Regions from separate parts of the Homo sapiens genome. Here region 1 is linked to region 2. Evidence: read pairs that join two places in POLR2A ChIA-PET (ENCODE). Cell type or tissue: GM12878. All regions are shown on one strand. Each heading gives the region's core, and the rest is flanking DNA. Links, peaks and the distances in the headings are about the cores only.

Evidence for each region. ChIA-PET counts read pairs that join two places held together with the same protein. Peaks named below come from ENCODE experiments on the same cell type or tissue, not always from the same donor. Only the 100,000 strongest peaks of a DNase experiment are listed, where the experiment ranks them.
Region 1: POLR2A ChIA-PET joins it to region 2 with 5 read pairs; 12 of 35 experiments call an interaction of 5 or more read pairs at or near these places.

What each region holds. Positions count from the first base shown.
Region 1 is chr15:101,155,111-101,158,027 of GRCh38, reverse strand. No RefSeq gene overlaps it. Among named protein-coding and RNA genes, the nearest start is that of LRRK1-AS1, 4.7 kb to the right of the region's middle. RefSeq lists an enhancer at 802-901. In GM12878, for the core only: no CTCF peak of the experiment used is centred there; a DNase peak (open chromatin) is centred at 1,267; H3K27ac peaks cover 323 bases.
Region 2 is chr15:101,243,552-101,246,468 of GRCh38, reverse strand. All of the region lies in intron 1 of CHSY1 (chondroitin sulfate synthase 1), which reads left to right. Among named protein-coding and RNA genes, the nearest start is that of CHSY1, 7.0 kb to the left of the region's middle. In GM12878, for the core only: no CTCF peak of the experiment used is centred there; no DNase peak of the experiment used is centred there; H3K4me3 peaks cover 1,897 bases; H3K27ac peaks cover 323 bases.

The DNA of each region.
Region 1 (2,917 bases), core at 187-2,686, 89 kb after region 2:
CTGAGCCCTCGCAGCGCCAGGCACTGGGCCACACTTGGCGCTGGGGAGTCCCCGTGCCTGAGCCCTTGCTGCACCAGGCTCTGGGCCATACTTGGTGCTGATGCTAAGGAGTCCCCACGCCTCTGGGGACCTGGGGGGCTAGCACCCCTCATTTCACCCCGGTTACCCACATGCCTGGCTCCCTCCAGTGCTGCCCCCTCCTGAGCACCTTCCTTGTGCTTGGAGCTGGGGAACAAAGATGGATAAGACCAAGCTGCTGCCCCCAGGACTCCTGGTCTCATGGGAAACCCAGAACTGTATCAGATGCCAGCACAGCATTGGAGGTGATCTCAGGATGCTGGGGGAACCCCGTGGAGAAGCAGAAAATAAAATGCTCCCTTCTCCTCCAAGCAAGGAATGGCTTCAGAAAAAATACTTACGACACCATGCTAAGGTGGTGTTGACATCTATGATTCTCTACACGGTCTGCATGGAACCCGTGGCTGCGGTTGAGTGCCTTTGGGAAAGGAACTGGGCCATGGATGGGAGAGACTGACTTTTTGGTGTAAATCCTTTTATGTGGTTTGCTTTAAAAGACAAACAAACAAACAAAAACAAAACAAAAACCAGGCTGGGCGCGGTGGCTCACGCCTGTAATCCCAGCACTTTGGGAAGCTGAGGCGGATGGATCACGAGGTCAGGAGATCGAGACTATCCTGGCTAACATGGTGAAACCCTGTATCTATTAAAAATACAAAAACTTAGCCGGGCGTGGTGGCGGGCACCTGTAGTCCCAGCTACTCGGGAGGCTGAGGCAGGAGAATCGTTTGAACCCAAGAGGCGGAGGTTGCAGTGAGCTGAGATCACGCCACTGCACTCCAGCCTGGGAGACAGAGTGAGACTCCGTCTCAAAAAAGAAAAACAAACAAACAAAGAACAATGGTAAGATTTAAATTTATCGAAAGTTGTTATTGAGAGCAATCCTCGTTTGGTAACCTGTACAGCTGTGCACAGGCCGTGACAAACACTTCTTCACCAGCTCACCTGCAGAGCACGCCGAGCCACCCCCGACGGTCCGTGGGTTTACTCCTAAGCTTGCTCTTGCCCGTTGCACTTGCTATAATAGTGATGTCATCTAATTAAATTTAGTGTAAACCAATGAGATATGAGGGTAATAAGAATGAATTGGTGTTTCTAAGACATATAAGTGAATGCCTTGGAAACCTTTCTCAAGCTGAGTCATTTTACAAAAATCATTGTCAGATCAGATGGCGGCAAGACAGCTGTGCAAGTCCGGGGAAGCCCAGTCCCAGGGGAGCCTCAGGTTGCTCGCGTCACACGAGTCTTTAAATTCTGGTTCCGCCTTAAAGAGAAGCAAGCTGGAAGTCGTGAATAGACATTACGGAAATGATTTATGCAAAAATGCTGATGTGGAGTCCCGCGGAGTGGCTCCTTCCCAGCATTCCTGGGCCTCAAACCTACCTCCACGTGTAGGCACTAAGTGTGTTTCCAGTTAAAAGCTTTACACTATCAGAGGTTTTATTTTACGATGCCCACTTTAACTGTCTTTTCCAGTGAACCCACCTGCTGTTGGCCAGAGGTTTTGACCACAGATATGTGAGCGTCTAATAGTGGCCACATGTCCTTTCTTCTTAGGGAGACTCCCAAGAAATTCCCCGGTTTGTTGGTTCTGGTACCCTCAATTAGGGGCAAGGTCTTGCCTTTACCCCAGCCCCCTCCAGGTGTCCAAGACTGTCGGGCAGTGGGTAGTCTGCAGGCCCAGGTCACTGGAGAATCCACCCGTGGCCCTGCCAGGTCCCCCACCCACCTCCATGCTGCTCACCTGATGACTGACTCCGGCTCCCACCTCCTCCCCCCTGCTGATTTCCACCCTCCCTTCTCCCCTTTGTCTCACCTGGCCCCGCAAACACATATTCACATTATTCTATTTCTTGGTCTTGCACCTTCTTCAAGACTTTATTGTGAGGTAAGAGGAAAACAGTGGTCAGGCACTGGGACGTGTCAGAGGGGAGGAAAGTCCACAGAAACACATTTAAAAAGCCCAGCTTTGTTGTTGTTGTTGTTGGTTTTAGACAAGGTCTCGCTCTGTCGCCCAGGCTGGAGTGCAGTGGCGTGATCTGTGTTCACTGCAACCTCCGCCTCCCGGGTTCAAAAGATTCTCCTGCCTCAGCTTCCCAAGTAGCTGGGATTACGGGCATGTGCCACCATGCCAGACTAATTTTTGTATTTTTAGTCGAGACAGGGTTTCGCCATGTTGGCCAGGCCTGGTCTTGAACTCCTGACCTCATGATCCACCCACCTTGGCCTCCCAAAGTGCTGGGATTGCAGGCGTGAGCCACCGCGCCCAGCCAAAAAACCCAGCTTTGATGGAAGAACAAGCAAAATGCAGTGATACATATAACGCAATAGTATTCAGCCTTACACGGGAAGGAGATTCTGACGCGCGCTACCACGTGAACGGACCTGGAGGACGTTGTGCTGAGGGAGAAAAGCCAGGCGTGAAGGACAAATAGTGTGTGACTCCACTGGAGTAGTCGGAGTCCCAGAGACAGATGTAGAGTGGAGGCTGCCCGGGGCTGGGGGAGGCGTGGGGCTTTGGTGTTTGACGGGCCCGGGGTTTCAGCTGGGTGAGATGAAAGGGCTCTGTCCGGAATGCTGCTGGTGACGGTAGCACAACAGCCTGCGTGGACTTCAAGGCCACGGCTCCGCACAGCTGAAGAAGTAGTTACGGTGATACATTCTGTGCTCTGTATCTCTCATCACAGAAACAAAAACAAAACACAAACCCCCATAAAGAACCTCAGCAACAGGCCGGGCGCAATGGCTCACACCTGTAATCCGAGCACTTCGGCAGGCCGAGGCCCGAGGATCACTTGAGGTCAGGAGTTTGAGACCAGACTGGCCAACACGGTGAAAC
Region 2 (2,917 bases), core at 109-2,608:
TGTTATTCATCTGCTTCAAACATTTCTTGGCTACACTTACCTTTTCTTGCTGAGAGAGTTTCTGTGCTATTTAGATTTTTTTAATCAACGTTTTGATTAAAAAAAAAAAAAAGCCACACGTATTTTGCTTATTCGTCCATTTTTATGCCCAGAACCTTGAGCTAATCCAACACCTTTTGTTTGTTTTGGTTCTTACCCTCTCTGGGCTGAAGATGGGGAATAGTTTTGTTCTTTTTTTATGTTGTCAGAAGAAAGAGGTGGATGGTTTCCCTTCTTTGCGCCAAGATTGAACAAGGGCACCATTACAGATTAGCATCAGTCTGTAGGGGACTGTGGGAAGAAAGTTTGAGAAGCATTACCTAGAGATATAGGAATCTGATTTCAGGATACTATTATCAGTGAATGATCTCTTCCTAATGCCTTAAATGAAGACGGACTGTTCCTCTACCAACCTTAATGAGATCCTCCTATCTTATAAATCTGAATTCATTTCCTTATTTCTTGAGCTAAGTAAACCATGTTTATCTTGAAACAGTTCAGAGCAGTCCTCACTTTCTTAGATAGAATTCAACTTGGCAAACATTTATACAGAAGGCTTTTCCATGTAAAATCCAAATAATCAACCTGTAAGTGAACTTTTGGAGCACCAAGTCATTTCAGATCGTGAATTTCCTGTAGGAGACTAGGGAACCATGTGGCTCTGAAAATGAGTGTAGTTTTTTATGTCAGGTTCAAGATCTTGAAGCGCTCAAACAATATTCCAGGGATTTCCAGGGATGGCTGTGGCTGTCAATAGCGGATTGATTCCAGGGATAGATGTGGCTGTCAATAGCGGATTGTGCGTGACTGTTTCCATTGCACCGGCAGCTTCACGTTCCCCTGTCTGTTAACTAAGCTGCTCTTTATTAACAGTAGATTCCAAATACAGGGCCCTAGTCTCTGCAGAGTTCATTGTCTCAGAAGGAAACGAGCGATGGTATTGGTTGATGAGGGCTGTCAGGGTGCGTGAACTAATCACTGTGGGGGAGCAGAAGAAAGAGGCTTACACCCAGTGGGTGATGGATCAAGAAATGTCTCACCCACACTCCCACCCTTTTTTTACCCACTAGCTGAGTCTTGGAAGATGAAGAGGTGTTTTTGAGGCAGAGACAACTACAGGTTTCCTACAACATGAAATGGCAGGAGTTAGTGAAGGAGCGATGGGAAAGGCCAGCTCTTTGGGGCTAGGTGTAGGCTGTGGGTGGTAGAGTGGTGGGCAGGGACATGGAGGGAAGGTCTGCGTGCCAGGCTTTGTGTGGTTGCTGTCCAGAGCTATTGGTGACATTTCGGCAGGACAGTAGCCTGATGGGATGTGTGTTTTGGAAGATCAGCCCAGCGGTGTTGCTGCTGCAGAGGGTGGCTAGAGTTGGTCAAGTACCGGTACCTAGCTAGAGCTGGACAGGACCGGTACCTGTTGAGGGACGCTTGGGTAGCATTTATCAAGAAGTCTAAAATGCAGCTCTCTTGAGGTCTGGCAATTGCTCTAGAATTTTTTCCAAAGGAATTTTAAAGGTGTGCTTAAATGTGTACATATGAAGTGGAAATTTCAGGTATTTTAGGTGTCCTGCTTTAGGAGATAAGGACCAAAATTGACTTAACTGATTCATCCATACTGTGGTCTGCATCTCTAACAAGTAAAAATGGTGTGGCTGAAATACTTTTATTGACATGAGGAGAGGTTCAGAATATACTTAAGTGAAAGTAAACTGTAAAACAGTATGGCCAGTACAAAGCCCTTCTGTGTTTAAAGTAAAACAAAAGTGTATGTTTGTGTAGCATAGAAAAGGAAACATCAAAGGATGTACTCACTGTGATGCCAAGTGATCTTTTATATTCTTCTTAGCTCTTTTCTATATATTCTGGTTTTTCTACAGTAAGCAGTTATTTTGTAATAAAGCTACAGTAAAACCACAAAAAGATGTCAGCTCTAAGAGAAACTGCATTCCATTTTGAGCACGTTAGGCTGCTGGTGTGGAGGTCCGCTAGGCACAGAGCTGCAGCCCGTTCTCGTTTCAGTCAGTTACCATTAATTCTGTCCTGAAGTGACAGAATTAGCTTAGCACACATTTACTTGGTTAGTGTCACAACCGTTTTCCTCAGTTACTGTAACTTCACGCTTCCAGGTGACATTGGGGAGGATCTGGTGGCAGCATTTTCAGTGCAGGGGCCTCAGCTTTTGTATCTTAATGTAAATACTCAGTGCTTCCACCTGTTGTTGAGGCCTTTTTGGCTTCTGGTTCCGGATGGCATTGGGTGAACAAGAAAACCTAGCTACAGTTTACAAGCATAAAAGCTGTCCATCTTCTCACCTGAATTCAGTGTCATCTCTGAAGCATTTATAGCTGCAGCATTTTTTCTGTAGACAAATACATTTTCTGGATGATTACAAATAAGGTCCAGTCTGCTCTGATGTGGTGTCAAGTTGATGCCTGTAAACCAAAAGCCTGAGGATTATTGACTGTAGGTGTTGAGGCCATTGAAATTGTGGTTTTCTAGGTGGACCATAGGCGCAAAGACTGTTACACTTTGCTCGGCGTGTTTGGTAACTGATGGCAGTGTCTGCAGGTAATTGGGCACAATTTAGAGGCGCACACGGATCCAGACACAGAATGTGGCCTCAGAAGCTAACACTGGAATCAAGTTGTCTGGCCTTCAGTTAAATCCAGCCCAAGCACTGCAAAGTTGTCCTTGACCGGCAGGTTTTGTCCAGGTTTTCAAGTCGCCAAGCCATGCATGCTGGGAGTGGGTCTGAAAGTGGTTGAAGTGTGTGTAAGGCTGGTCTCCTTATCCACGATGACTGTTTGTTCAGCCTTAGCAGTGTCCGTGAGCCTGGAAAAGTGATGTGGGTGACCACCTGGGAGGCGCGTGTGTGGGATGG